5 separate regions of the Mus musculus genome follow, and regions 2, 3, 4 and 5 are each linked to region 1. A link is a loop called in an ENCODE intact Hi-C map of the cell type or tissue named here. Cell type or tissue: heart. All regions are shown on one strand. Each heading gives the region's core, and the rest is flanking DNA. Links, peaks and the distances in the headings are about the cores only. Region 1 holds the start of Tspan18 (tetraspanin 18). Region 2 has its middle 23 kb from the start of Prdm11. Region 3 overlaps Tspan18 (tetraspanin 18). Region 4 overlaps Tspan18 (tetraspanin 18). Region 5 has its middle 22 kb from the start of Gm13807.

Region 1 (6,077 bases), core at 308-5,307:
GCAGGGAGTTGGGAGGTCTTGACCCAGGAGTCAGGAGGCCCCATGTTATTGCCATGCTCATCTGTCAACCCCACCAATCTTTCTCAGCATCCCCATGAAGACAATGAAGTAGCTGGACTACGATGAATCCCCATGGGGTTTCTTTGGAGTGGGCAAATGAGGAATCCTGGGCCTTCTGAACCTGGCGGCTTCTGGGTCTGTGCTAACCTGGCATCTCCTTGGTCAGAGCTAGCTGGCCCTTCCATTTCACCCCTGGGCTGTCTTTCTCCCCTCCCCACTCCATCCCCTTGGAATACTTCATTGCCTGCCTGAAACCTCATGATAAGCCACCATTTGGGGAACTTTCTTGGTTTCCCGACAGAACAGTTGAAGGGACCCTACAGGTTGTTTGCTCAACTTTGCATGTGGAAACACTAAGACTAAGATTGTTCTATGAATAGGAGACTAGCTCTCCCAGCATCAAAATGTGGTCTTATGTCTCATGGGACTAAACTTCCAGGGTCCCCATTTTGGGGGAGAAAAAAGGCACTTTTCTGTCTCTGCTATACAGGTATCATGTTTCCTGGTGTGCGGTGTCCCACGCTGGTTGCTAATGTGTCTTTAGTGACCTTTTTGGCGCTCACTGGACTCCAAGTGGGAGTGAGCCCTGCGATGCTCAGCCCTTCTTAGCCAAAGCAGCCAGCGGCATCTTGTTACACTTTCTTTTATTATGACTGAAGATCCGTTGTTGGAGTTTAATGACACCATTTTATTCGCACTGTATTTGTTTTATGATATCCTTCTATTTATAGCAATCCGACACTGCTCTTCCATTTATGGCCGTGGTAGAACATATCACTGTTTAAAAACAAACTCGTTTAAGTAAAACAAAATATAAAATAAGTGCTGATTTAAAGAAAGCACTTAAGCAGGCAGCCGTCATCCTTGGGCCCAGTCAGACTAACGTTCTCAAGGAGGCAGAAGGAAACGGAGGCCTGGAGTTAGATCCACTGTCCTAACTGGACGTGAGATGTACAGCCGGCCCAATCTTCTTTCCATCTACTTAGTTGGTTCTGGGGTGGAATTCAGGAGTCAGGGCTGGTGGCAAGTACCTGTTAGCAGGGAGCCATCTTGCTGGCCCCCAGCTTGTGCTGTCTCCCCTAAACTACACTGTGCCTGCTTTTGTCAAAACTTAATCTTTAAAGGCCCCTCCTGTCTGCCAAGCCTGGGCCTTTTCCCTCACAGCTTGATTCTGCTTAAGTTTCTGGGATGCCCCTCTTGGTTCCCAGGAGGCCCATGCAGCAGTCTTTTACAGCAGCAGCCTTGAGTTAAGGGCCTGTGAGGGTTCTCAGCCAGAGGGTTCCGTGCCCCACCCCCCCCCCCCACACACACACACTCTGTTTGGGAAGCTGAAGAGGTATCTATATATTGACAGACTTCCACACCTACGCCATTGGTCCACTGTTCTCGAAACTGCATGCCCCTCTGTCAAATCCCCTTCTTGGCCTCTCTCTGTGAAGTGGTTCAAAGGAACAGCCCTGAGACCTTAGACATTTTACTTCTTGGACTGTGGGCTTGAAAATACCAAGTCTGGTTTTCTGTTTACCCTTCAAAGCTCTGTCTAGCATCCTGACTTCACCAAGTTCCACACTGAAGTCAAAGAGTGTCTGTCCTGGGTGAGATCAGTGGGCCAAGTGGTCTCCTGTAGAGTGTAGTTTGATTTGTGTGTGTGTGGCCTCACAGGACTTTTCAAAGCTGAGACACTGATAATTGCTGCCAACGATTTGAGCCTTCTCATGACAGTCTTTCTTAGGTTGTGGCTCTTGAGTGCCTGCTTGTGAATTTTATATGGGTTCTGTATAGCATAGGTTAGCTGTCTTAGTGAACCCCAGTGGAGGAGAGGATGAAGTGAGAGCCTCTCACTGGTCTGGTCCTTAGCAGTGCTATAGTTTACAGCGGATGGGGTTGGGAGGCACCAACAATGAACCCTAATAGAGCTTGCTGCACAGGTTTCTATCTGGTACTTCCCTGGCAGTAAGTGGGAAACCAAGACGCGACATCGCAATGGAGAATCCCACACCCCAGCCCTGCAGTCCCACACACGGTGTGATAACAGCGAGAAAGCTTCCAGGGAATAAATGTCCCAGTCTAGCGTGCTACCTTCACCCTTCTCCAGCAATCTCCTAAATTCAGACATTGAGGCTAGGAGTGCAGAGGACATCGGGAGAGCACAGTTCCAGAAACCACGCTCTAGGACCCGGTGAGAGAGCGGCCGTGGACCATGAGAGCCGTGTCCGCCCCGGAGACGCGCCAGCACCGCGGCGGCAGTAGTGGCGACAGGAGACGGAGGGGCGGAGGCTGGGGCGGAGGGAGCGGGAGGGCGGGCCGGAGGGTGGCGGGAGGTGTGGCCGGCGGCGGTGGCGGGTGAGCCGCTGCAGCTGCCGCCGGCGTCTCAGGGGCTGCAAGCTGCAGGCGGACGCAACGCTGTGCGATTCCGAAGCCCAGCCACGCCAGGCCGCCCGGCCCTGGCCCCCAGCGGGCGTCGCCGCTCCTTGTCGCTTTGACGCCTAGCCCAGCGCCGCGGCGCAGGACTACCGGTGCCCCGCAAGTTGCGAGCGCACTCTGCGCCTGGGGAAACTTTACCCCGCGGCCGAGCCTCTGCCAGGTAGGATTCAATCACTGAGCCCCTCTGTGCGTACTGGCCCCGGGATACCGCGCGCTTCGGGGGAGATCCCAGATCAGTGCGGGTCCCAGGACGCTCGGGTAAGCGGCCACCAAGTTCTGAAGCGACTCCCCTGGGGGCGGGGACAGCGCCGCACTGAGTGACCCGGAGCATGCTCGGGTCGCGACTTCGCCCAGGTCAGGTGCAGCCATTCTGCGCCCAGCGATCTCGGGGGCTCAGGCGACAGTAAGGCGGCAGGTGGGACTCCCAGAGCCGGTGTGTTGGCCGGGGCTGTACCGAGAGTGAAGGGGTGAGCCCAAGTGACCCTGCACACAAGCAGGTCACAACGGGGGACACGGAGCCGGGCTTGGGCGCGGCGGACAGCCGATCGGGCTGGGGCACCGAGCGCTCTTCGCCTTCGTGGGACCCTGGTAGCAGGGCCTGGAGAACGCTCCTAGATTTTGCTCTCGCACCCGAGTTATCATTCCTTGCGCGGGAAGATGTCCAGCTCCGTGGATGTGGAGACCTAGGAGGTTCCCGGGCGGGTCCGGAGCTCCTTGCGGCCGGATGTGGGGTGTGGTGGCCGTGGGTTCCTTAGCGTGGCTGGCCGAGGTGGGCGCGCGCGGGCTCCGGGTCCTGCTTGCGCTGGGAGAGTTGTCTCGCCAGGGGGCGCCCTTCCCTGGCCAGATCGGCTTCCCAGACCAGCCTAGGAGCTTCTCTGAGTTTCTGAGCTCATGGAACCGCAGATGGACCAAGGCAATGCGCGTGGGGTCTGTTTGGAGGAGCTCCCCACCTTGTCCCAGAGAATCGGACGGAGGTGCACCCACTGTGAGACTGATGTGCAACGATCAGACGGATCAGTGTCATGAGGTGGGCTGCTGGCAAGGATGAGTGAACAATTTACACCCAGAAAAACAAAAGAAAGTTTACATGAACAGCAAGCCTGCATGGAGACAATAGGATAGAACATTAGTTGGATTTACTTGAAGTTACTGAAACCCAGCCATTTTTGTAAAAGTGGCATCTTTTGTCCTGGTCCTGGTCAGATCTCTGGGCGTGGTGGGCAGGATTTGTCCTCTCTCTGGGCATAGGTAGATTGGGGGCATAGGAATTTCTATAGTTTCATCAAAAGGGATACACTCCTCACCCATTACCGAGAGCACTCCATGTCCTGGGCCTGAGGTCCCACATGCATCTCTATGATCACGTCCCACATGCTGGTGAAAACGCACTTTCTTCCTTCCTGTACTCTTAGACTCCTGTATTGTGTGGGTGGAAAGGGTCATCTTTGTTGTGTGAAAGGCTGTTCTTATGGAGGGGACTTTGGAGGGAATTGGTGCCTTCTCTTCTCACTAAACTTCTCTCTGTTCCCCCAAGAGAGTACAGATAAGCTCACAGAGACCGTAGCTTCACACCGACTGAAGTTTTCATGTGCCCTTGCTAGGAATTCGTGCTCACCATCCAAGCTATTCCATATACCCCACCACACACACACACACACACACACACACACACACACACAGGTGTTGGGAATGGGTCCCCAAGATACAGATGGGGTCCTGCCTTCAGCCTGGGTAGAAACCACATGTGTTTATTGGATACAGCTAGTACCCCCATCCAGGACAAAGTTTCCATCAGACAGATCATCCTATCTGCCTGGCTTCTGTTTGGAATGGCAGAGCCAACGCAGAGAGGCAAAGGAAAGGGTGGGGACCCTTGTCACTGGGTTTGTCTTTAAGACATGCCAGAAAACAAAAGAAGAGTGTTGTTTGTTTTAGTTTTAATGGCTCTCAGTGTGTGTGTGTGTGTGTGTGTGTGTGTGTGTGTGTGTGTAGCCTAGTTGGAGAGCCCCGCCCACCCCTGGAACGTGGGTATTAGCATGTTCCCAACCCGAAGGCCTGCAGATTCTGGGTGCTGTCTCTTCTCTTTACTCCTTACTCACCCCAGCCCTCACACTGAAGACAACATAGAGGTTCTCCACCTTCCAAAGTTGCTCCTGCCTCTGGTCCTGTCTCTTGGACTCCAGGTAGATTCCCCAGTTTCTGACTTCTCAGTAGTCCAAGCCCAGGCTCATTTCTTTGTCTCTCTGTCCCCAAGACCAAGATGCCAGTCAATCACTGAATCTCCAGGGAGCTTTGAGGAAACAAACCTCTGGACTTGCACCTAGGACAGACTGATCTGAATCCAGAAAGGACCCCTCCCCCAGTTTTCTGGTAACTTCCACACCAGGCTGGAAATAGTCCCCTACCATCTAAGTGACATTTTAGTGCTTTGGACTTGGGACTGGTTGGGTTTGGAGTCAAGATATTAGGGGGGTTTGTGGGAAGGGGCTGGTAGAGGAGAAAGGGCAGATTTGAAATCCAACCAGTTAGCTTCTCATGGAGGCCTTAGATGAACCACTTTCTCAGTGGCCCCTCTTCCCTCTCTGTAAACAGCTCTGGGGATAGAGGGGTCTTGTGACTTAAATCCAGGGAAGCCTTTTGGGATTCTGGACAACCAAGCTGGATGTTGCCTCTGGTCTAGCTGAACAGAATGCTGGTTCTTCACCAGGGTGCCTGGCCTCCCCTTGCTTAGCCTCTGGTACTAGAACCCAGTGGACTCACACTCAATCCAGCAGGTTGGGGTAGAGAGAAGGGAGTGTGACCCATCTCTGCTAGGAGTGTCACAGCAGCTGGTGCAGGCATCTTTGTCTGGATGCCTATCTAACCCCCATTCCCTGGGCAGAGCCAGGGCCTGCGGCTGGACCACACATTTTAGCAACCCCTCCCTGTTGAGAGAGGTGCTCTTCTGGCCCATTTCATCAACCACTGAAAAGGGGAATCAGGAACGGTTGGTTGTCTGAACTCAGCTGGGACTCCATAGAGAGAGTGCAGCACCCAGCACTTGGCCCCAGAGAACAGATGATGGCAGCTGCTGAGCATCCCTGCAACCCAATGTTCTCAGGCAAACATGCCAGCTTGGGTGCCTCCTGCCACTAGGGCTGGCATCGAGTGCCGGTGCTCCATGTGATGGAGTGAGGCAGATCACAAGGATTTTGGTTTTTATTTTTACAAAGAAAGACGGAATGTGATGGTGAAACCCGGGTCTGCAGCTGACGTAGGCTATCAGAAGGACCCTGGCTCCTATCCTAGACTTCTGGGTTGGGCATAAGAAGAAACAGGCTCGTGAGAGCTGTGGTGGAGTAAGATAGAGTAGAAAACCCAGGGAACCTAGAATTAGAAGGCTTGATCTGCCATAGATGAGGCTGTGTGACTTCAGCTAAGTCACTGCCCTTTTCTGAGCCTCAGGCTCTCTGTTTAGAAAAATCACCCCATGGTGATTAGAGCACCTGGGTTTAAGTTCTGTCTACCTGCTTGCCAATTATGTGACCTTAGGTCACTCACCTTCCAGTGCCTTCCAAGTTCTATAAAATGGAATTAGCAATCTCTCCCTTCAG
Region 2 (6,077 bases), core at 708-5,707, 260 kb after region 1:
ACTGGGCTTTTGTCCTGAACCAGGCAGATATTCAAACATCAATGCAATGAGGACTTTGCCATTAATTCCATTTACCAGATGAGAAAACTGAGGTTCAGATGGGGGAAAAAAATCACACAAAGTCACACAGGGATGATGGGAATCGAATTCAGGTAAGAGCTTGAGCCATTTAACTCCTACGAATGCAGAAGGCTACAGTTTTTATTCTCCCCATCCATGGTTGGCACTCCGCTTGCCCTGTGATGGGGCCATGAGGAAGCTTCCAGGGCTGCATACAGAGACTGTGGATAGGGCTAGCAGACAGTGGGAATCCTGGCCTGTGATATGGTCTGGTCTATCCACAGCTCTGGGGGGAAACATTCATAAGTTGGGGGTGCCTGCTGATGTGGAGGGGAAGGGGACAGCAGAATGATTGTCCAAGGGATTGGACAGGCAGGGGAAAGAGCTGTGCAGCCAACGTCACATCACCGGCAGAGGGCCAGGTAAATGACAGAACAAAGTGTGCTGGCTGAGGCCGAAAATGAAAATTCGTTCCTGGCTGCCCCAAGCAAATCTTTTCAATTCCCAGCGGCCAGCTCAGGCAGAGGAATTAGTCACTGAGAGCGCGCTTCAGCACCGCGGACAGCGCCCGCCTCCTTCCCAATGCTCACAGCTCCTGACTCTACAGGCACCTCAACAAACACAAGGCACAAGGCAGAGCTGTGCTCCACTCCCCACCCCACCCCACCCCCGACTCAGCCTGTAGTTCAATGGGTCAGGGAACCTCACTGGAGTGTAAGAGTTGTTCTAGCCAGAATAGAATTTGACACATATTATCATACTCTGGGTGACACTGAGGTGACCACTGTGTGTCTTCTCCCCTCCCCCCCCCCCGACACCACAGAAGGAAGGGTGCAGATGCATCAAGGTCTTTTTTGTAAAGCTCTAATTAATGTTGGAGGCTAGAAAGCAAAAATTGACAAATAGCTTGTACTTGCTGCTTAGCAGACACCAGGCACTACAAGCTTGACCCAGGACAGGGGGATGGTAGCTACTCCTCTACTCCTTAGTCTGTTTCTTTACCTACCAGTTAATGGGGCCCATGGTCTGTCTGTGCTCCTGAATCCGTGAAGCGGAGGAGTAGCTGGGGACTGTGTCTTGAAGCTGGAGTCAGGATTCCTGACTAACCACTGCTAAGATGAGGAGGTGAGAGAGAGAGAGAGAGAGAGAGAGAGAGAGAGAGAGAGAGAGAGAGAGAGACAGAGACAGAGACAGAGAGACAGAGAGACAGAGACAGAGAGAGAGACAGAGACAGAGAGAGACAGAGACAGAGTCAGAGACACACAGAGAGACAGAGAGATAGAGAGACAGAGAGAAAGAGACAGACAGACAGAGACAGGCAGACAGACAGACAGAGCCCTGAGCCCATCTTGGTTCTGTAAAGTGAAAAGCAAGGAAGTTGGAAAGAAGAGAAGAACTGCGGTCTAAGGAACTTGGTACCCCATGGTAGGTGTAGGAGAGGTTTACAGGGAGGGTGTTAAGGACAGAGTGGCAAAGATGAGGCCAGGAGTCTTGAAAGGTGGTCCCTTGGGGGTATGGCATGAAGCTAGGGATTTTGATCTTGAATCTGCTGCTCTACAGAGGAGCCCTGAAGTGTGTGTTGAGTGATGCTTAGGGCTGTGTTGTGAGGTAGATGATTGGAAGTGACCACAGTGGGTCGTGAGCCCAGCAGAGGTCCAGTGAAGGAAGACCTGTGATAGGATGGTGTGATGGTGTGTAAGGGACGGCCATAGCACTCGAGAAGCTCATGTCCCAGGGTCAGGGTTCCTGCTTTGTCCTGGCCTCACAACAGAGTAAAAAGCCAGGCTCCGTGTGTGTGTGTGTGTGTGTGTGTGTGTGTGTTTGTGTGTGTGTGTATGTGTGTGTGTGCGTGCGTGCATGCTCTCCCACAGTGCTCAGACCCCTCTGCTCTTACTTTACATACGACTCCTACAAACAATTCCTGGCAGGCAGAGGCAGCAGCTGGACAGCAGTGCAGATTTGCTATTAGGAGCTGTGCAGAAAGGAGCGGACACATAGATCAGGACCTTCTTTAAAAGAGAAAACCCAATGAAATGGCCTCAGTTTTTAGAAGTATCAACGCAGCTTACAGAGTTACCGTACTTAATAGAGTCAGGGAATTTGTCATCTTCAAAAGTTATTTCTACCCAAAGTGCAAATGAAGAAGATGGGGTGGTGGTCCAGTTACTAAAGCGCTGGCCTCACGAGCACAAGGACCTGAGTTTGGGTCACCAGGGCTCATGTAATTAGCCAGACATGGTGGTGTGCACCTGTGCTCAGAGCAATGTTGACATGACAGGAGACATGCTGACCACTAAGAGCTTGTGAAGCAGTGAGCTTGGCCTTTGTCACAAAGCTCCAGGCCAATAAGAGACCCTATACCAGCTGATGGTCCTTGAGGTCCAGCTTGGCTGATGGGACCCAACATACCTACTCCATGGGAGGATGTTGGGGAGAACTTCCTGACAAGGAGGGGTGAAGACGGGCTACACAGCAGAGATTTACAACCCTTCAGACCCTGAAGGGTTTTCTGTGGGGCCTTCCTGAGCCATGGGCTGGGCTGTCGGCTGGGCTGAGAGTCACTCCGGTCTGGCTGGATGTGAGCCGCGGTCCCAGGGGTCTCTTCCTATCCTAGTTCTATACTAGTGGTGGTTGTAGCTGCAAGCTGACACAGCTGGGAGAATTGCCCAGCCCTTAATGCACTTTCCATGGGCTGACACAGGATAAAGCACAAGAGTTGGGGTCGGGGGGTCCATCCAGCTGCTCTTAGAAGCCCCACTGTCTGTCGAGCAGGCTTCCCTTCTGAGTCAGGCCACCATCTCCTCGCCCATTCCACTGGTTCATTGGATCTCATTTGTCTGTTCCATCCACATGAGGACACAGATGCATGCTGGGAGCCTCAGCTGATACCCAAAGTGCAAAGTGGGCTTTTCCCATAGGAAGCTGGTAGCTGACCCAGAGGAGAATCTAGGAAAGTCTGAGCTCAGACAGTCCGGGAAGGTTTCCTGGTGATGACTGAGCTCAGTGTGTCACTGGGGCTAACAGGAAGGTGACTCTAGAGAGTGTGGCAGGGTTAACTTGTAACACAAGTCTCTGTTCCCCAGCTCAGGATCCGTCAATGTCTGAGTTACACAATAGCCTGTGCATCTATCCTCATTTCTTACCTGGACAGATCTTGAGACAGGGTAACCAGCTATATCTGCTGGACCAGACCCAGAATGACAATCTGTTGCTATCTATCCCCTGCCTGTCACCCCCAAAAGCCCAGAAGCTGGGCCCAATGCAGACTCCAGGACCTACATTCCACACTTGGCCCTTTGACACCATCTGGTGGTTTGTCTGTAAAATGACAACTGGCCCATAAAGGGAGTTTGTGAATGAGGGACGCACAGAGGAAGAGAAAAAACAAAAACCTGTTGGGTTGATTCTGTGGATTGCTTTGTGCTGTGAGAGAGGTAAGGTGTCTTGGCCCAGGCCTTAGCAGACATAGGACTGTGTGGCCATCACCACCTCTGAGCTGAACAGTGGATAAATAAACTCAATCAAGCATCAGCTCTAGGAGAAGCTGGCAACAGTTATGTCCATATCAGCCATGTACAGACCTTTTGTCCTCAGTATGCACAGCACAGCACAGCACAGCACACTACAGCACAGCACAGCACAGCACACTACAGCACAGCACAGCACAGCACACTACAGCACAGCACAGCACAGCACTGCACACACAGCACAGCACAGCACAGCACAGCACAGCACAGCACAGCACAGCACTGCACTGCACAGCGCAGCGCAGCGCAGCGCATCACAGCACAGCACTGCACAGCACAGCACAGCACAGCACTGCACTGCACAGCACAGCACAGCACAGCACAGCACTGCACTGCACTGCACAGCACAGCACAGCACAGCACAGCACTGCACTGCACAGCACAGCACTGCACTGCACTGCACAGCACAGCACAGCACAGCACAGCACAGCACAGCACAGTGGGACAGTTATGTTCAAAGCACAGGGGTTTTGTTATTTTGTTTTGTTTAGGGGTGGTATGTGTGTGTGCATGTTTGAGAGATGCTCTCATGTAGCCTAGGCTGGCCTAGAACTTCCTGGGTATTACAGGAAGACAGTGAACTCCCCACCCTTACCTCTAGGTGTGTGCTATCATGCCCAGCCTGGTGTGTTGAGACAGAGTCTCAGTCTGTAGCCCAGGCCTTTCTGTAATGCACTGTGTCTCCCAGGCTTTGAATAGTCCACACTTCTACCTTAGCTTCATGAATTCAGACTTTCACATAGCCCAACTTGGCTTTGAACTTCTGATCCTCCTGTCGCCACCTCCCATGTGTTGAGTCTATAGCCATTTGATACGAAGTCAGCTTGGCATTTTGAGACAGAATTTCACTTGGTAGCTCAGGTTGACCCGGAGCTCATTATGTAGCCCAGGATGAACTTAAGCACTCCTCCTGCCTCCACATCCTGAGTCCCAGGGTCACAGGAGTGCCATGCTTCCAGCTCATATTAGTTATTACAAATAATCCATGAGGTCATTAAAAAAATCTACAAAAGGATTTTCTAGAAAACACTGAGCACGTGCAGACTTTAGCATCTCAGGGGGATTCCTACAGAGCCCTCCATCCTGTCACCTACTGAGGATTATACGCAACTCAGAAAAGTAACCCATGACCACGTGCTGTGGCAGGTTCCTATGACCATGTGCTGTGGCAGGTTTGGGAGCTGTGAGATCTGCAAAGAAGGGTTTTAGCTCAGAACCCGGTACAAAACCATGACAGAGGGAGGGCCATGGTTACCTTAAGGATGCCCAGCATGTTCAAATACAACCACAGAGTCTGTAAACTGGCTGGCTTTTATAGCAGAGGGACTGGGAGTCAGTGAGACCATGTCCCTCTTGTCCCTTCCAGAACCAAGAATTTTCCACCTGGGCCTGCCTTGCTCTCTGGGTCCCAGACTCAGCCAGATCCAAGGTAGCAGGGCACAAGAGCCATGCTAATGGAGGGCAGCATAGGAGAGAATGGGAGGGAAGAGGCAAACAGAGCTCGGTATAGGCTCAGGTTCCTCTGTGTGACCTGGGTCAAGTGCTTCTCACGTGTGTGTTGGTTACACAGGGCAAGATGTGTTCCTCCTGCCATTCAGGGTTTCCTTAGAGATAAGCAGGGTGTGAGATGAGGACCCTCCATCTGTCTTCTGACCTTTCAAGGAGACAGGGGCCTCTTCATTTTACAGGCAAGTAAACTGAGTCTTAGATATCACAGGCTAGCTCCAATCTACCTCCAGCCCAAGACCTCAGCCCAGAGAAAGAATAAACATAACCCAGAAAAGAAGGGACATTGATGAGAAGGGACCCTACAGCCAGACCAGAAACCTAGGGACACAGAGTAAGCAAGACAGCGGGTGTGGCCAAAGACACTCATGGGTCAGGGTTTTTGTTGCCACCTGAGGCCGACTCAGACCAGATTTTGGGTTGGGTCCTTGGGACAGTGCCACTCTCTAAGCAGCCCTCCTCCAGGGGACCCTCAGGCCTGGCTCCTCCCCTGTACTCTCATCCTTCATGGCCCCAAGTCCCATGTGCTGGTCTGTGCAGGTGCTACAGTGAAGCTCAAAGGGAGGCTTACAGTTGAGCAGTTATTTTCTGTCACCATGGGGACTAGAAGACAAGTCAAGGCAATGGTTTGATGACTGAACAGATCCACTACTTTGTTCTCTCATGGGGCCATCTTGCAATGTCCTCAGGAGCTATAATGGGAACAGCTCTCTGGTCACGTTTCAGATTAACAAACATCAATTTCAGACCTCTATTCTCACTATCTAACTCACCCTGGAAGGCCCCACCTCCTGACTCCATCACATCAGTGAGTAGGAGCCAATGTATTAGCCAGACTACAGCATCCCATGGCTTCCTGAGGCCACCCAGCCTACAACCACCTCAGGACCCAATTAGTGCAAACCTTGTTTTTCAGAGGAGAGATGCTTCTTTGAGGCCACCGAGCATCACTTATTGGGACACCAGGCCTCAGAGGTTGGGACT
Region 3 (6,077 bases), core at 491-5,490, 67 kb after region 1:
CTCCACGGTGGTTTATTCTTCATTGTTTGGTGGGGAACCCAGCATTGTTGGGCCATCTCTCAGAGTGCTGGGGCGGAGGCCCCAGGATTCATTTCCTTTACCAGTGAAACTGTTCCAAAGTACATCTGCAGCCCCTGCCAACTTCTCGAGAGGATGTTTCCCAAAGCAAGCCACTCTCAGCTCCCGCCACACTGTGGGGCTGCTTTGTGCATGCACTGTGCCTGGATTAGGGCTGTGGCTTCAGAGAAGGGCCAGCTAGGAGGATCAGTCCCATAAGAGCTGGTGGCAGAATCATTCATTCATTTTTCTGTTCAGTTATTCATTGGTGCATCCATTCATCATTCATTCTCATTTTTGCATTCATTAATTCATCCATTCATTTTTTTTCTGTTCAGTTACTCATTTGTGCATCCACTTATCATTCATTCATTAATTCATCTGTGCACCCATTCATCCATGTGTGCCGTTTCTTCATTCTTCCGCTCATATGCCCATTCATTCAGTTGTGAGCTCATTCACTCATTCACGTGCTTGTCCATCCATTTGCGCACTAGATAATCTGCGCACTCATTCATTAATTCATGTGCCCTTTCATTCGTGTGCCTGCTCGTTCATGCGTTCACTCATTTGTGAGCCCATTCACTCACTCATGTGCCCATTCATTCACAAGTGTACCCACTCATCTGTGCAGTTGCTCATTCATCCATCCGTCAGTAACTCCCCGATTTGCTCTAGCACATATGTCATCCACAAGGACAAGCCATAAACAGATTTACAAGGTCCAACTTTTTAAGAGGATCTCTGTCTGGTTGGGAAGGAAGTCTGTACCCTACGAAGGGTCACTAGGGGAATGAGTCAGCCATAAGCCACCACTGCTGGGATACCTCTGTCTCCCCCTACTCTTGCCAGTCTCTCTGCCTTTGGTGGTGGATTCTGCTAGCAAGTGGTGGGTCTAAGCTGGAATGGAGGTGAATGTAAAAGCAAGAAGCCAATGGCCAGACAGGCTCTGGTGCCAGGCCTGTATGAGCCCTTCAGGAAGTTTCTGGCGTGAAACCTCCCCCCAAGAAAGCCTGGAGTGGGTATCTTAAGGCTGGCTTGGCTTCTGTTATCTCCAGATCAGCCTGCTGGAGAAGCAACCTGGGTGTGCCCAAGGGTCACACTGGGTCTCAGCTTGAGCCCCACTGTCTGCTAGCATTGTGAGTTTGAGTGAATCCCTCCGTCTGTCTTTCTCAGAGTGAAGTAGATACTGTATTAGTCACCAACAAAATCATTCCACTTAGCAAAAGCCCCCAGAGCCCAGTGGCTCCGCCCAGCTTTGGTTCTCCGGGTCAGAGGCTGCAGGCCAGTTGCCACCTGGCAGGGCTGGTGTAGGGTCTAGGCCTTGTGTCTTCCTGTCTCTTGTGCAACTTTGGTTTGAGTCTAAGTTTTCCTGTTGTCTGGATGTCTTAATATTCATCCATGGCTCAGGCTGAAGTGGCTTTCACTATTGAGACCTGTCCCTGTAGCTGTTGGCCAGCAGACAAGGGGCCTTGGCTTTCCTGACATTGGATTCATCCTGCTTCAGCTCTGGGATCCCATTGGCCAAAGTGAGTCATGTGGTCAAGCCAAGGTTGGGAAAGTGGCCACTCTGCTGAGGAACTAGGAGGTAGCAGATCCATGACAGGTAAGCAGATAGGGTAAGCATCTTGATAGGTAATAAAGATGATGGACTTCTAAGATAGTGGCTTCTTTCTCACAAAGTCTGGTGTGTGAGATTACTCTTGTATTTTAATGCTTTATTGGCCAGAGAAATCAAACCTAGTTAAGACTCCTAGACAGTAACGCTTATGAGGCTGAGGCAGTAGTGTAGATTCGGGAGCTGTAGCTTTGGTGGAAAAGGACTTTGGACGGATGCTGAGGCGGGCTCATACTCCTGAGCTCACACTGTATCCCATGAGCAGAGCATGGTCTCCTTCTGATGTGCATCGCAGAGGGCAAAATGTCCCTGGAGCTGATGCCCCACCCAGATCCTGACCCTGGCTCAGTCACCATGGTCCAGGTAATTTTCTCAGCATGGTTTCTCTGAACATCTGCCCAACAAAGTACACAGAGGTCACCGTGGCTGCTTCTGCAGAACCTGAGGACGCTGAGGACGCCAAAGAGAAGCTTAAAGCCAAGTTGAGATCAGCTGACCAGGGAGGGGGAAGTAAGAGTTGTTGGGGGCAAGCAGATATTGGATCCTCTCCAGGCTGTGTGCTGACATCTGTCCCCTTTATCCTGAAACACTTTTTAGGTTAGGAGAGCAGGGTACACCTGCCTTCGAGTCAGGATATCCCATTTTGCAAGCAGCCAGAATGTGATGTGGCTGAGCCCTGTTGTTTAACTTGGCCAGGACAGAAGTGTCTGAATGACAGGAAAGGCCCTTTCCTGAAGGAGCGCTGTCCTCACAGGCTCTCTGGGTCAGGCCTTGCTATTTCTATACATCCTTCGGGATAAGGCCCTCCCAGGCCTCTGACCCTTGCCTTCCTCTCTCCTCTGCTCTGCAGCCAGAGAGAGCCAGGGTCAGGGGCTGCAGGATTTCCTGGCCCTGCCCACTAGCTGCTGAGCATTGGCAGGGCCCCATCACGTTCCCCATGGGGGTCTCTGTTTCCCACTGGTCAGGGTGGTTGGGTGCCCCAGTGACCTGCATCTGCCTGAGACCTGAGTGTTTTCTCTTGGGAAGCAAAAGGGCAGGCCAGTCCACAGGTAGGAAGAACGGCAACACCCCAGTTTCCCTTACCCCTTCTCCCTAGCATCTCTCCAGGGCCACCAATGTCTGCTTCTTACCCTTGCATAGCAAAGAAGAGGGCTGCTATTGATCTTCCGTTTCTGGACCAGATATTGTGTAGCAAATTACTCCATTGAAATAATACCAGATGATACAAGGCATCTGAGATTAGTTTATGGTGTCTTTGGAAGGGAACCCCAGGCCTATAAAAGTACTGGGGCTGATTTTCAGGAACCTCCAAGTGGCCCAGATGACCTCTCCCATCTGTCCTGACCATGTTGTTGCAGAGTTAATTGGACAGGCTTCTGAGGAGAAGAAGGTGTCTTCTCATTCCATGTGTGGATCATCATTAAACCATTGGTGCAGGGTGGTATCTAGGTGTGCCTTTAGATGTGAAAGGCATTCTCTCCTTCTGGGGCCCCTTCCTCGAAGGGCATGGGACTTCACAGGCCTGGGCTGTCTCTCTGGGATGATCTGGAACAGTTTATGTGAGTCAAGGCAGGTGTAAGTCTCTGATGTATCTTTGAGCTTCTAGCTAAAGTCTGAATTTCAGCGAGGAGTTTACTGAGACAAGATTCTTGTGGTGCTAATTAGAGAGGAAGGCGGGGCTGGTGATTGCAGGGACTCTGGGGAGTGAGGACTAGGAGCAGGAAAAATTGCTACACATCATGCCAATTTCAGGGGATAGGCCACACATGTCCGTGTGTGTGTGTGTGTGTGTGTGTGTGTGTGTGTGTGTGTGTGTGTGTGTTATGTTCTTTAAAACTGCTAATTGCCAGGGTGAAAATATTTTCACACATCAGCTCTTGGGGAGAATGTCATTAAGGAACACACTGGCAGCCTGGTAGAAGTCAAACGGCTGCAGCCAACATGGAAGTCCTAATTAATAGCTGTTCCCGCAGCTCTTGGGCACGGCAGCGGAAGTAATTATCATGATTTAATTGACTTTTCTCCCCTCTGTTATGCACTCTGCTTTTCCCATTTTCTTGAGCTGGAAAGGTCTTCTTTCCCCCTCCATCTCTCTTTTTCCCATCATGCATAGTTTCTCACACCTGCACTCTGTCAACTCTTATTAAACTGAGTACTGTGACAGCTCAAATCTTTATGTCACAGAGAAGTCTGTAACATAAAGTCTGATCGATGACTCAGTTCTTACAAACATTGGTTTTGTAGAGGTGTGTTGTGACCCAGCAGCAGTGTGATCCATGGGGAAGAGAATCGTTGCTCTCACAAGTTGGTTCCTAGGGACTACAAAGGCCGTAAGGCCACCTGCCCTTCCACCAACCAAGAGAGGTGGCTCTTGTGGTATCACAAGGGTTCCAGGGATTCCTAGAGAGAGAAAAAAAAAGTGGCACCTCTGAGCTCTTGGAGCTGAAAAGTAGGACCCATCTATGCCAGAGCCCTTTCCTGTACCTTGTTACCTTCTCAGCTTGGGCTGGCTTGACTCCTCTGCCCCACCTGGTGACAGAGCCCTGAGTCTTCATGTTTGAGTTCTGCCTCCCAGGTCAGCCTGAACGCCTCTTCCAGGCAGGTTGACCCACCAGGCTGAGCTTTGTGCTTCCTGGGTCATGGATGAGCTCCTGGGGCCAGCTCTGCTCCCTGGTCTCAGCCATGGTGCTTGGGTCACGTTTCCTGGCTCACCATCTGCTTCTCAGGAGCATAGACAGTTCATTTAAAAATTCACGAGAGGCCAGTGTAGCACACACCACCTAGATGGCTTGGGTCTATATCCTAATCTGGCCACCTGCTTGCTGTTCAAGTTACTGGACAAGTTACTTAAACTTTCTGGGCCCAAGAATTCTTGTTTAATCTGAAATGTCACCTACTTTCTATTATTGTTATGAAGGACAGAGTGATTAGATCTCTCACACACATTCGGTAAGGTTTTAGGTTTTAAGGTGCAAAGAAATAGGTAAGGCAGCTCCTGGTGTCTAACAAAGCAAATGAGAATATTGTGGAGCTACAGAAACTAAAGCCAGAGAGGTCTGTCTCTGCCCACTAGGGCATACACAGGGATGTTGAAGTGTGGGAGACAGCAGGTAACCTTTTAGAAGGTCAGATAATATTGGCTGGTACTATACTGGACTATTTCTCATGGAGCTAAAATCAGGACCAAGACATTTTCTTGGGTCTCATTGGGGATTATTGAGAGCGCTTGACTTTTAATTAGAACATTATAGGTAATAATAAAATCAGCAGAAGAGACGTTAAGTAGGAACTGCTCACTCTCTCTCTCTCCTTTGTCCCTGCTTGGGAATTGAGCCAGGCTTATATAAGTGCATGTGCGCGCATGCACACACACACACACACACACAGAGTGCACAGTCTTTTTCACATAGTTCCATGTTGGGTCTTCAAGCAACAGGCTGCTTCCTAATTAGCCATGCCATTTTAGACACTGGGTTTCTCTGAGCCTCGGTTTCCTCCTCTGACAGACAGAACTACCCCCTCTGCCCACCTGGACTCAAGGTTTCTCTGGGCTAGAAATGGTTTCCTCATCTTCATCTCTGACATTGCCTAGCATGTGCTATGTTGCTGCTATGTGGGCAGGCTAGTGCACTATGTGGGCAGGCTTCTGAGAGCTGCGGCCATTCCAGTAAGCTGAGGTTTGAATGTCACTTCCAAAATCCAGCTGAAATGAGCTATGCCAAGACGGGATGCAGAGATGGCCTTTATGATGTGATGGGGAACAGGGTATGTAATTCCACAGGCAGAGTACATACCCAGCAGACACAAAACCAGTGTCCAATTCCCAGAACCACAGACACCTGATGTAGTAGTGGTGTACATCTGAAATCCTAGCACTTGCATGTGGAGCAAGAAGACCAGGAGTTCAGGGTCATCCTTCATCCTTGGGTTCCGCAGGGCATCGTAAAGCAGCCTGAGCTTAAACAACAACAGACCAAACAAACAAAAACCAAGATGAGAAAGAGAAAAGAAAGAAAGAATGCAAGAAAGAAAGAGAAGAAGGGAGGGAGGGAAGGAAGGAAGGAAGGAAGGAAGGAAGGAAGGAAGGAAGGAAGGAAGGAAGGAAGGAAATGAATGGTTAGTTGGTGAGGGTTCTGTCCCTGTAGATTGGCCAGTATGGTTGTGAGAGAGTAGGTAGTCACCACAGGCCATGGGCTCAGTTCCATCTCCACCTTGTGAGCTCTCTTGCCTCTCTGCCTTTCTCCACAGGATGGTGCAGCATGAAGGTCCTCACCAGATGAGAAGTAAGTTTCTTTATAAACACTGAGTCTGCAGTCATTTGTTAACAGCAGAGACACTATTAAGACACAGAACTATGGTTATCCTTTCCCCATGGACTTCTCCAAGACTCCTCCTCTTCTCA
Region 4 (6,077 bases), core at 351-5,350, 55 kb after region 1:
CAAGAGCCTTTGCCCACTGAGGCCTCTTGCCTGACTGCCTGCTAGGCGATCGTCTTGTAAGGATTAGAACATTTCCAACTGGTGGCCTTCCAAGTTGTTCAATAAGTCACAAAGTCACATCTCCTCCCAGGCCAGAGTTAGAACTCAGGTCATACAAGTCTTGACTCTGATTTCTAGTCAGAGATTAAAAGTATGTGTGTGTGTGTGTGTGTGTGTGTGTGTGTGTGTGTGTGTGTGTGTGTGTGTGTGCGCGCGCGCGCATGCGTCCTCGTGCATGTGCATTCATGCCTTATGCAAGCATGAAGGTCAGAGGATGTTTCCAGGAGCCAGTTCTCTTCTCCCACCTCATTTTGAAGTCCAGTCTCTCTTGTTTCTGCCACTGTGCTGTGTGCTCCAGTTTTCCTGTCTCTGCTTCCCATCTAGGGGTGTTAGTATAATGGATGTGTACCATCACATGTGGCTTCTTATATGGGGTCTGCAGCTCAAACCCACATCCTCGGGCATGCACAGCAAGCACCTTATCCACTGGGCCATCCCTTGGCCCCACCTGACTGATACTTAAGAGTCCTAAAGCTCTAGTCCTGAGTTTTGTAAGCTGCTGACTGAACTTAAGCTCACATGCCCTTGAATCCTGCTACCATCTAACATACTCTCTAGCCACTCACACTTTGCCGGGTGTGTCTGTGTCTATAGGCACAGAGTTGACCATTGCACGCAATACCCAAGGAGGATGAACCTCCGATAGGCACCTGGAGTGTCCACTGCATTTGCAGACAGGGTGAGGAAAGTGGGGGTAAGTAGGATTCCCTCCCATCAGGGTGTGGTTGAGAGTCAACCTGGAAGGAAGATGCTGGATTCAAGCCCTAGCTGTGTCCTTCTTCCCCAGGGGAGGGTCTGTCCTGCTCCAAGTCTCACCACTGATCTTGTCATGGTGAGACTTGTCAATGGTGACAGCAGTTGACTGTTGTTGTCAGAGATTGTCAACTGTGCACTTCCAACCGTGCCTGCCCCAAGGGTGAAGAGGCCACAGTGGCTGGTGTTGGTGGTGGAGTTGAGGCTGTCCTCAGATTTTGATAGGCTGTGAATCCTGTGAAAAAAGGCACTGGCTCACACAAAGGCTCTGCACTGATTATTCTATATTGGGGACCCAGCTGAGGCTGTGAAGGGGAGGTGGCTGGCTGGGGCTGAGGTTTATACCTTATTCTGGGAGCATAGAGAAACCTTTCCAGGGTCTGGAAAAAAAAGGCACTCCAGGGTCTAATTTGCATTTTAAATAAATCCCTCTGGCTGCTTGCATGGAGAATGAATTAGAGAGACTGACAGGGGCTGAGACCTTATAAGGGGGATAGCTGTCTCTAGCAGCCCCAGTGCCCACTGGGAGCAGGCAGGGTGCTGTGCTCACAAGCTCACATACACTCACTCCTGTGCCCGGCCTGGAGACCTGGGGAGAGGCGGCTGGACATTAAGTGGTAGAAGCTATGGGGTGAGAGCTCTAGGGCATGAAATTGGATGGAAAGGAACCTCAGTGTGCCTGCCCCATGCTAGAAAGAAAGGGGAGAAATGAAAAAGGATATCCCAGCCTCCCACTGCCCCCATCCTACTTACAACCTACTCATTGCTACTATGCTGTTCAGAGCATTGCGGTGAGCCATGACCATGAGCTCATGTGGACAATGGAGGGATGAGGGTATGAAGGAGGAATGATAGATATACGCAGTTCAAAGGATATTGGCATACCCACCCATCCCTTGAGTGCCATATTTTTCCTAGGCCACCAACCAGTAAGCACTGGGTATTTGCTCGATGTGGAAACTTGTATGGTTTCTATGACCAAATTTCTACTACAGAGGATGTCAGCTTAGTACAAAAATAATTAGGGCCATAGACCATGGTGGCACCAGAAGCTAGCCACAGGGACAGTCCGAGTTTTTCAGAGGACAGGAATTCCAAGAGAGTTGAAGAACATCATTATTGAGGTGTCCGTAAAAGACTGAGGCAGAGAAGATGGCCTTCTCTGGTCACGGGATGGCTTGTGCTCATGCTTGGATGTGGGAAGCTCTCAGTGTGTTCCAGCCCAGGGATGTTCCTTTCTTATGGTAGCTCTGCACCATGTTGGGATGCCGGCACAGTAGAATCCTAAAGCAGGCTAGGGCCAGGTTACCAAAGTCCTTAGGAGTCCTTAATCGGGCCCATGGCCTGGGGGTCTGGCTGTGATGGGAACAGACCACAGGAAGAAGAGATGAAGAAATGAGAAGGCACAGTCCTACCACAAAACAGAGTCCCTGGGGTGGACGTCGGGAGCAATGCAACCAGCAGCAGGACGGCTGGAAAGCACAAGGTCAGACATGTCCTAAATGTCTTAAGCCCCACACTTAGAGATGTTAGGAAAAGCAGTAGAAACAACTGATAGGACAACAGATGTTAGAAACAACAGTTGAAGAACAGCTAAGCATTGTAGCACGAGCCTTTAATCCCAGCACTCGGGAAGCAGAGACAGGTGGTTCACTGTGAGTTAGAGGCCAACCTGGTCTACATAGTGAGTTCCAGGATGGCCAGGGATATGTATCGAGATCCTGTTGCAAAGCACCAAAAGGAAAAAGAAAAAAAGAAAGTTGGAGAATGTCAAATGAGCGGGGGGGGGGGGGGGGGGGGGGGAGGGGCTGGATGACCGAGGGGGGGAAGCCCCTTCCTTCACTGATAGTGAGGGAGCAGTGGGCAGGGTGAGTGATTCATCGTGGGCCCAGGTCTGGGGCTCCTTGGCTCCTGTGGTAGCTCAGTGCTTGTGCTTACAGCGGGGTGTGTTTATCCCTAAGGTCTGGATCGACATTTTTCTTTTAAGTCCAAAGGCCTTTTACAAATCCCAGCCTAAAACAACAACTGGATTGCATTTCTGAGGAGGAAGGGGTGGGGGGAGAAAGCAGAGAAGAAACCAAGAGAACCTTTTCACTCCCCCACTCCCCCACCGGCCCTCCACCCTGCCCGCTAATGATCTGGGATGGAGTCTGAGCAATAAAAACACAACGGGGTGTTTAAGTGGGGTGATCTGCAAGGCCCGGCCCCCAGAGGGCCTGGGAAAAGGAGAAGAATCAGTTTATGGAGAAATAACAGGCTTTTCTTTGTGGGCGGCATTTAGTAGTGGGAGCCCAGCTGCCCTGGGGAAGGGGATTGGGAGGAGCACCCTGTGGCACCACGTGGGATGTGTCCTGGACTGGACTGCCTGATGGGAGCCATGCTTCTTCCCCCCCCCCCCCCCATGCATCTCCAGGGATAAATGCCATCAAGAGAGGCTGGGCTGGTCACTGCTGTGTGAGGCTGCCTGGTGGACCGGAGGCAGCCTGTAGGAGGAGCCCCAGATAGAGGTGTCTTTGCAGAGTCAAGGAGGGAGAACTCCGAGGGACTTGGCTGGAAGCAAGGAAGCCTATCTGGCTACTTGCATAACTTTTTATGAGGTAGACATTTAGAGAAAGTGGTTTCTACTAAAGGCAGCCGGCAGCTGGGCATCTTCTGAGGTCTGCCCGCTGCGCTGGCCTGGCAGTGGGAGTCCAGGAAGTGGCAGGTTCTTTCCAGATGAGTTGCAGCTGTAGGCTAGGAAGCTGATGCCCCAGTTCTAAAGGGAATGAGTTTTGGGGTCTGCACTCAGTCCCTCCGTCTCTCTGGATTTTTGTATCTACCTTCCTTCTCTGTCAGTTACCTCCTGTGACCACTGGACCCTCACTGGGAAGCTTAAAGCAACACAAATGTGCAAAATCTCAAACTTGTGAGACCCAAAGTTGCCCACAACCGGGCAGGAGAAGTGACCTGAGTGCTCAGGAGAGAGGTCTCGCCTGCCTGCCTGCCTGCCTGCCTCCCCCGGCTGCAGAGGGGTTACTGGCCACCCTGGACATTTGTTCTTCAGGCTGAGGCTGCCTTGTCTAATCTGACAGCCCTTCCTCTGTGTGCCCTCATCTGTTTTTAAGGACACAGACGTGGGACCTGGCATGACCTCATCCTGCTAGCTACATCAGCAGATGTTTTCCAAATAAGGCCATGTTGAGAGTCTGTGGCTGATGAGAATTTTGAGGGGATGCTATTTCATCTAGCACAACTCCCTTCTGCACACCACTGCTTGTACTTTACAAAGCTGAACATTTGTAGTTGGCTGACGATTAGTAAGTGTCTGCTGGATACAGAGTTCAGGGATGAGCCCCACCACAGGGAAAAAGATGCTCTCCCGGGGTTTTCAGCCTTCACTCATAATTAGCCGCTGTTAGCTATATTTTTCTGCAGTCTGTCAGAAGAAGCAAGGATTCTTCCCATGATTCATCTCTTCTGCACAGCAACACCTGTGGCCTTTGCCTTGACAACTTCAAACTTGCTCAGATGTCTTAAATTGTGAAAGCTCTCTCTCACCCTGTTCCTTCCTGTCTCTGTCTCTTTCTGTGTCCTTCAATCTCCTCTCCCTCCCCCTTTCCATCTCTTTCTCTTTGTCTCTCTTTGTCTCTTTCTCTGTGTGTCTGTCCTTCTCTCTCTCTCTCCATCTGTCTCTGCCTGTTCCCTCACCCTGTGTGTGTCCTTCTCTCTCCCTGTCCCCCCATCTCTGTCTTTGTCTCTCTGTCTGTCTCTGTCCCTCTTCCTTTCCCCTTTCTTTGTGTCTCTGTGTGTGTCCATGTGTATGTGAACACACACACCAATATAAGTGTGCCTACCATGATGGTTTGTATATGCTTGGCCCAGGGAGTGGCACTCTTAGCAGTAGTGGCCCTGTTGGAGTAGGTGTGGCCTTGTTAGAGTAAGTGTGTCACTGTGGGTGTGGGATACAAAACCCTCATCCTAGCTGCCTGGAATCCAATCTTCTGCTAGCAGTCTTGTGATGAAGATGTAGAAATCTCAGCTCCTCCTGCACTGTGCCTGCCTGGATCCTGCCATGCATGTTCCTGCCCTGATGGTAATGGACTGAACCTCTGAACCTGTAAGCCAGCTCCAATTAAATGTTGTCCTTATAAGAGTTGCCTTGGTCATGGTGTCTGTTCACAGCAGTAAAACCCTAACGAAGACACTCATGCTAAAGAACACTAAAGGTCCTCACGGATGCAGTTCATCATGTCTGAAGCAAGGCTTGTCATTGGCAGTGTCCTTAGACTATGCTTACTGGCTAGAGAACCACAGGATCCTTCTCTCCCTGCCTCCTCGGTACTGGGCTTGCAAGCACGTGCCCCCACACTTGGCAGTTTGAAACAGGTACTGAGGTTCAAACCCGGTCCTTGATCTGGCAAAGCAAAATACTGACTGAGCCCTTCCCCAGCACCTCACCTCTGTTTTTAATGTCACCTGTCTCCATGTAATAATCTAACTCACCATGGGGCGCAATGCCTCTGAGTCCAGCAGCCCTATTCAACAATTGTGGGAATTCTGGCTAGTAATCTAAGAAGTCCTTGGCGGAACTGAGTCAAGTATGACGTGAGGCTGGCAATGGTGCCGCTCGATTTGTCTGACTCATGCGAACTCAAACCCTGTTCATTCAGATGGTTCTGGAACTGCCTGAATGGGTTGTTGGTAGAGTATATTTAGCTACAGGATTCTTGGGTAGTGTGCTGAAAGAAGAGCGTTCTTAAAATATGAGTTTGTTTTGAAGTCATTTGAAAGAAAAACATTTTGTAAAGAATAGTATGCCAGCCCGATGCTGGAGATGGAGTAAACTGGGTGCAGGTGGGATGCAGCTGGGTGCAGGTGGGATACAGCTGGGTGCAGGTGGGATGCAGCTGGGTGCAGGTGGGATGCAAAGGTGTGACTTCTGCAAACAGGAAGATGGAGGGCAGCTGGAGGCTGGGCCCTCTACTCCTGACACTGGCTATTAGGGAGCAGTTCCTAGAACTTTCAGGGTCAGAGCTTGGGTTCTGGCAACCCTAACAAGTTCAGCTAAGTCGCTTAACTCCAAGAGACCAATTAAACAGACACATAATAGTGCGAGTCAGAGAAGATTTATTTAACGGGGCCACATTGGGGAGAGGACCATTGACTCTCCTAGGTGCATTCTTAGGGTCCTGACATGAATGTTGGGCTTTCAAAGAAGGCAAGATATGCACATAGCTTGTTCTAAC
Region 5 (6,077 bases), core at 504-5,503, 47 kb before region 1:
CAGCTATTGACTTGAAACCAGTGCTGGCCAGCATGGTGTGTGCCATGACCCAATCCCACATTGTGTCTCCTGCTTGGTCAGAGTAGAAGGTCCCTTGGGAAAGACAAAGAGAAGAGTAGGGGGGTTTCCATCTGGGGAGGAGGAGGAGAGGCCAGCTCAGCTGTTTGGTCCAAACTTTCCATCCCAGTGGCATATGGGGAACATGTGACCCTCTCTTTCTGGCATCAGAGAATTGTCGTGCCGGAGATGCTGGCAGCTGAGGGCACAGAGCGTTCCCGGAGGGAACTGGCAGGCAGGCAGGAGGCAGCATTGAAGTGACAGCCTGGAGCCTGGCTGTAGGGTGGGGCATGCAGGAAGCTGAGCTGAGAAGAAATGGGGTCTATGCTTGTCTGTCCACAGGGCTAACATCACTAGGATGCCTTCAGCCCAGTCACCAAAGTGACTGGGGAATGACAGAGTCCCCGGGGCCACCAGCAGGGTCAGGTTTTTATCACTTACAGGGTCCTCTTTCCCACTAGCTCCCTCATCAAGCCCAAGGAAAAGAAAGATGACTTGGGGTGCAGAGATCTGACCCTCATCTCTAGTTACCACGGCTATCCTATGCAGCCTCTGAAGCCTTCTTCTTTCCAGGCCTTCTGCAGTTTCCATATTGTTCCAACTACTCTGCTGCCCGGGAAAGCTGATGGTAGTGAGGTTCTTAGCACAGCACCAGGCATGGAACATGAGACAGCCCAGAAAGCCAAGGTGCTCAGAGTGGACCACTGCTCTCCTCTTGCAGGACTGATGCTCTAAACAGCCAGTGCTCTGTGCTTCTGTGAAAGGGGATGGCTGGAAGATGGCTCTCTCTCTCTCTCTCTCTCTCTCTCTCTCTCTGTCTATGTTAGTGTGTGTGCGTGCACACATGCACGTATGCATGTTGAAGTCAGAGGTCAAGTTCAGACATCTTCATCAATTTTTCTCCATCTTACTTTTAAAAATATTTAGTTATTGATTATGGTAGTGGGCACAATGTACCATAATATAAAGGTCAGGGGTCAACTTTGGGAAATCGATTCTCTCTCTCTCTCTCTCTGATAAGTGGGTTCCAGGAATTGAACTCAAGTTTCCAAGTTGGTAGCAGCAAGCTTTGTTACCTGCTGAGCCATCTTGTCAACTCTTCACATTACTATTATTATTGTTGTTATTGTTATTATTATTATTATTTTGAGACTAAGTCTCTCACTGAACCTGAAGAGTCCGGATTTGGCTGTCCTGGCTGTCTGGCAAGGCTCTGGGATCCTTCTGTCTCTGCCCTCCTAGAGCTAGGATTTCAGATCCACGCTGCCATGTCTAGCTTGTTACACGGAAGCTACAGATCCTTATGCTTGTGTGGCAAGCACACTGCCCACTGAGCTTGCTCTCCTGCTCTCTTTTTGTAAATTGTGACTGGTACAAAGAACCTAAGCTTATGAAGTCCTGTACAAGCCAATTCTAAAAGGCCTTTCAGAGAGAGGTAGAAGTCCCCGTCTTAGGCGGAGCCCAGACTCCTTTCCCTCCCCCACATCTCTGATGGAAACCTGGTGGCTACTGTGTCCTTCTTGGGTTTACTCACTGACCCAAGAGGTATCTGTACCCTAAGGATGTGGGTGCAGGCAGAGTCCTCTCAGGCCCAGGACGGTCCCTTGCCCCACAAGCAGTGTCTCAACCTGCATATGATGATCTGTCCTTCCTCTGTCCTCAGCTCAACTAACAATGTCTACTCTCTCAGGGATCTTTCAGCCAGCCACATAAGGATACCCCAGGGAGCTCCATACAGACAGCATGGGCTGCCAGTGGGTTCTGGGAGCGTTCTGTGTCTGGAAAGACTCAGGCTTAAGTTCAGTCTCCACTGGGCTGGGCGGGTCAGGCCACAGAAGACAAGACTAACGGCTGAGAATGTTCACACATGTGGAGACTGATTGGCAACACGCTTCCATCTACTGAGGCCCGGCAGGCCCAAAAAACACATGTAGAGTCCCTTGGAGGTGGTGATATATGGAACAGAGGCTTCCCAGGCCAGGCCAGCCCATCACCTCAGGGGCTTCCTTCCAGTCCCCCTTCTCTAAGACCAGCCATTCTCAGCAACTTGCAGAGAAACACCCACACCCCATGGGAGCTGGGCCAGCTCAGCAGTTTCCCCTGTTCCAGCTGGACTCGGCTGCCCCCCACATCCCCCACACCCCCAGAGCTGACAGTAGGCAGCCTGGGTAGCAGGGCCACTGCAGACAGACAGAACCCAGCCCTGCTCTCTGGTTTCCTGGATATGAGAGTTTAAATTCATTTATTATTTAGCAAATATGTCCTAATCACTGGCTAAGGGATTCGTAATGTGCCCCAGAGGATGAGGGTGTGTACCTGTGTGTTTGTCTGGGAATTTCTGTTTGTGTCCATCTCTCTGTGTGTACACACATGTGTGTTTATGTGAATGTCTGTCTGTGTACCTAGGGTTGGGTGAGGGCTCTCTGAATGAATCTAGAAGAGTCCTCTATGCTCCACATATTGGGGGAACATTCACTGGAGTACACACCAGGCCCTGAACCCTTGTCACCAGTGTATCTGCTTATGAAGACAGTTCCCATTTCTACCAAGGGTGGCAAGAGCCCCTGAACCAGACTCAGGAAAGGACAGAGGGTCTGAGAGCAGAGTTCCATGTGTCGGAGCAGCTGAGCCTTGTGTTGTTTCCCTGGGAAGGGGTGCTTAATCATTGCTTGCCAGGCTGGATGGGTATCTAGCATTCAGGGGCTTTGTAGGTTAAAGGGTAAAGGGTCAGCTGGGTGAAGAGTTAGGAAGACAATGTGGGTGGGTAAATAGGTGGTCAGATGAATGAATGAGTGAGTGAATGAGTGAATGAGTGAATGAGTGAATGAATGAATGAATGAATGAATGATGAATGAGTGAATGAATGAATACGTGAGTGAGTGAGTGAGTGAGTGAGTGAGTGAGAGAGTGAGTGAGTGAATACTTTCATGAACAAGTGAATAGGCCATCTGGACAGGTGGGTAGATGCAACTGTTGTGTGCATGTGCACTGGGGTGTTGGCCCTGGTTCTCTGGCAACCTATGCAGCCGTGGTTCCCTGCCACCACATTTTTAGATGGCTGCCTCAGTACCAAGCCTGTGCCTTGTACATCCTGGTCTTGAAAACTTCTCACTGGCAAAGGTAACCCTAACAGGTGAGCACAGACCTCATAGTACCCCTCATGTCTGCCCACCCACTCCCAGGCCTCACTTGGTCTTTTCAAACTCTCATTAAAATAAACATCCCTCTTGTAGGACTTCCTCTCACCTCCCACTCCCAGGGCTGCCCCTGGTCTGGCTTTGTAAAACTGCCTTCCCTGGATTTCCTCTTAATTGTCCTCTTCCTTTTCCTTGCTGGGGTGGGGGCGGGGCAGAGAGAAAGGAGGAAAACACAGCTGGGCCTGCCCAGCTGTTTCCCCAGAAGCCTAGAAAGGTTGGTCAGGAAAGGGAAATGGGAAACTAGGTGACAGGCCAGCCTCCATCCTGGTGAGGATTAAATTAACAGGCTGCCAAATGTTCCCGGGTATTCCCCTGCCCCACCCACCCATCTGACCCACCCACTGCAGGAGCTAGGTACAGGGCTTCCTCCCAGCCATTCCATTTTCTCTCCCTTGATCTTTTTGAAGATGCAGTCCCTAGGGTTGATTTGTTGTGTGGCCCTGGGCCGGTCTTCTGATCTCTCTGGCCTGTTAGTTAGTTTCCCTTGTGGTGGGCTAGTCAGAAATGGCCAGGCTGGGAGGGTGGAGGACCTGGCTTTACACTTTGAGACCCCACCCACCCTCCCATCCTCTGATCCCTTTGCCTCTCTTCCGTCCTTTTCAGCATCTACAGGTTAGTTCTTTCATTCTCAGAATGGCCTAACAAGGTGTTGGACATAGCCAGATGGCCAAAGTGTGTGTGTGTGTGTGTGTGTGTGTGTGTGTGTGTGTGTGTGTGTGAGCAGGAAGGGGATAATAAGCCAGACATGGAAAAGACAAGAGAATTGAGCCACAAGGTTCTTGATATGGGGTGCCCCCACCCCCATTTTGTTTCCCTGGCGGTGGGGAACAAGGAGGGTTGACCCCGAGACCTGAGACAATCAGCCCTCTGTAACAGGGAAGCCCTTGCAGCTTAAGTGGGCCCTGACCACTGGTGTCAGCAAGGCCCCCCTCTCAGCCAGCATCTGGCTGCTGCCACCTTGTAACCAGGACAGTTTCCCTGGGCTCCAAGTGCCCTCTGTGAGGCAGGGGTGGGGGGGGTCTCTTTCTCCACTTGTCCTCCCTCTCTCAGGTCACCCCCACTTTCCTGAGTTCCTCTCTTTCCTCCTTTGCATTTGGATTTTAGATTCCAGTCCTAAATGTGTGGGTTCTTTTAGCCACACCAGGAAGACAGAAATAAAACACGGTTCGGGGATCGTCACCTGGTAGGGCTTGCAGGAGCCAAGTCAGGCATGGTGGAGGTGTATACTGAGGCAATGGGAGTACTCAGTAAGTTACTGGGAGATGTCTGTTAAAATTCTCTACCCAAGCATGGTTTATCTGTTTCTTTCTTTCTTTTTGTTCTCTCTCTCTCTCTCTTTCTCTCTGCTTATATATTATTAGGTACACAGAAAAGACAAACAATGATAAGGATAATTGAACCCCAATGTGGCAAAGAGCTTGTCTAGCATGTTCAAGGCCCTAGAGTCAATGCCCAGTATGTCACTGAAAGAAAACAGAACCATTTGGCTGCAGCCCTCGCCTTCTCCCAGCACAGCCAAGCAGGAACTAGTCAGCTCTGGTTTGCTCAGTACCCTCTGAGGTCTTGAAGCCCCAGTGTTATCTGGGGGCTTGGTAGAAAAGCAATAAACTGAAACATTTGGAACAGGCTCTGAGTGATTCCCAGACTTCTGGGAAGGCTGAGGTGAGATGGAACGAACAAAATGAGATGCTGTGTGGGATCTTTGGAAATCAGGAGGCCAAGGCAGGAGGACTGCAAGTTCAAGGCCAGGTCAGGTAAGTTTTCGAAGCCTTGTCACAAAGGAAAAAGGAAAGAAAGGAGAGAGAGAGAGAGAGAGAGAGAGAGAGAGAGAGGATTCAGCTTGTAAAGTGCTCGCCTTGCAAAACATGTGATTTGTGTTCAAATCTCTCCAGAACCTGCATAAAAAGCAGGGTGTGCAGCATGTTCCATCTGCAGTCTCAGCGCCAGAAGAGCAGAGACAGAGCATCCTCAGGGCAGGCTGCCCAGTCTAGTGAAATCAGTGAGTTTGGGGTTCAGAGAGACACTTTCTACTGATGGACACTCATTGCTGATTTCTGCCCTCCACAGATACACGTCTGTGCCCCCCCCTTCCCACACACACACGTAAAGTAAGAAGAGGGCAGAGGCCATAGCTCTGTGGCAGAGAGCATCCCTAGCACGTTTACGGCTCCAGATTAAATGCCCAGTATTTCATTAAAAGAAAAAAAGATGCTGTGACTCCTGGGGAGGTGCCCACCCTAGCCACTGCCCTTAAGGGGACAGTCTGGCTCCATCAGGCTCCAAAGATGACCCCTACACGACTCAGACCAATAGCCGCTCCGATCCCCAGCAGTCTCCCACCTGCCATCCACTTCCTCCCTTTCTACAGAGAACAATCGCTGCATTGTTTTCTGTAAAAATATACATTTGTTATCAAAATGAACGATAATCTATGGACCTGAACAATGTAATTTACCAAAGTTCCTCATCTAGGAGAACTACAGCTAATGCTTGACTGATGCCCTTCTAAATATAGCTTTAAGCAGATGTACAGAAAGAAAGGCAGACAGACAGTAGGAAAAATAGAGGGTTGGGCCATAATATTATGGGCTAACAATAGCCTGTGGAAAACTGAGATAATTGCATTGAACTTCATTGATTTTTAATGTTTTGCATTGTGTATGGAAGTGTAAGCAGACCTATTCATACTACACTGTACACATGTGAATGTCAGAAACTAATTTGGAGGTGTCAGTCCCTCCTTCTATCCTGTGGGTCCCTAAGATGGAGCCCAGGTAGTCAAGCTTGGCAGCAAGCACTTTTGCCTGCTGTGCCATCTTGCCA

Evidence for each region. Hi-C counts contacts between places; a loop is a spot of excess contacts. Peaks named below come from ENCODE experiments on the same cell type or tissue, not always from the same donor. Only the 100,000 strongest peaks of a DNase experiment are listed, where the experiment ranks them.
Region 2: it touches region 1 in a loop (3-fold over the local background); 5 of 42 quality-filtered maps call a loop at or near these places.
Region 3: it touches region 1 in a loop (5-fold over the local background); 9 of 42 quality-filtered maps call a loop at or near these places.
Region 4: a loop joins it to region 1, with 2.9 times the contacts of the local background. A loop is called at or near these places in 9 of 42 quality-filtered maps.
Region 5: it touches region 1 in a loop (2.0-fold over the local background); 6 of 42 quality-filtered maps call a loop at or near these places.

The regions. Positions count from the first base shown.
Region 1 is chr2:93,330,839-93,336,915 of GRCm38, reverse strand. Tspan18 (tetraspanin 18) reads left to right here and starts at 2,429. Exons shown (of 10, transcript NM_183180.2): 1 at 2,429-2,644. In heart, for the core only: CTCF peaks have their summits at 3,080 and 3,302; DNase peaks (open chromatin) are centred at 2,385, 2,825, 3,265 and 4,385; H3K4me3 peaks cover 3,389 bases; H3K27ac peaks cover 4,009 bases.
Region 2 is chr2:93,066,392-93,072,468 of GRCm38, reverse strand. No RefSeq gene overlaps it. Among named protein-coding and RNA genes, the nearest start is that of Prdm11, 23 kb to the right of the region's middle. In heart, for the core only: a CTCF peak has its summit at 3,371 (motif pointing left); no DNase peak of the experiment used is centred there; H3K27me3 peaks cover 1,183 bases.
Region 3 is chr2:93,264,340-93,270,416 of GRCm38, reverse strand. All of the region lies in intron 2 of Tspan18 (tetraspanin 18), which reads left to right. Among named protein-coding and RNA genes, the nearest start is that of Gm39882, 9.4 kb to the right of the region's middle. In heart, for the core only: CTCF peaks have their summits at 2,403 and 4,740; DNase peaks (open chromatin) are centred at 1,456 and 2,476; H3K27ac peaks cover 2,918 bases.
Region 4 is chr2:93,275,591-93,281,667 of GRCm38, reverse strand. The region is part of intron 2 of Tspan18 (tetraspanin 18); the gene reads left to right. Among named protein-coding and RNA genes, the nearest start is that of Gm39882, 21 kb to the right of the region's middle. RefSeq lists an enhancer at 773-3,780. In heart, for the core only: a CTCF peak has its summit at 3,343; DNase peaks (open chromatin) are centred at 3,217 and 3,987; H3K4me3 peaks cover 370 bases; H3K27ac peaks cover 4,675 bases.
Region 5 is chr2:93,378,223-93,384,299 of GRCm38, reverse strand. No RefSeq gene overlaps it. Among named protein-coding and RNA genes, the nearest start is that of Gm13807, 22 kb to the left of the region's middle. In heart, for the core only: no CTCF peak of the experiment used is centred there; a DNase peak (open chromatin) is centred at 3,439; H3K27ac peaks cover 1,414 bases.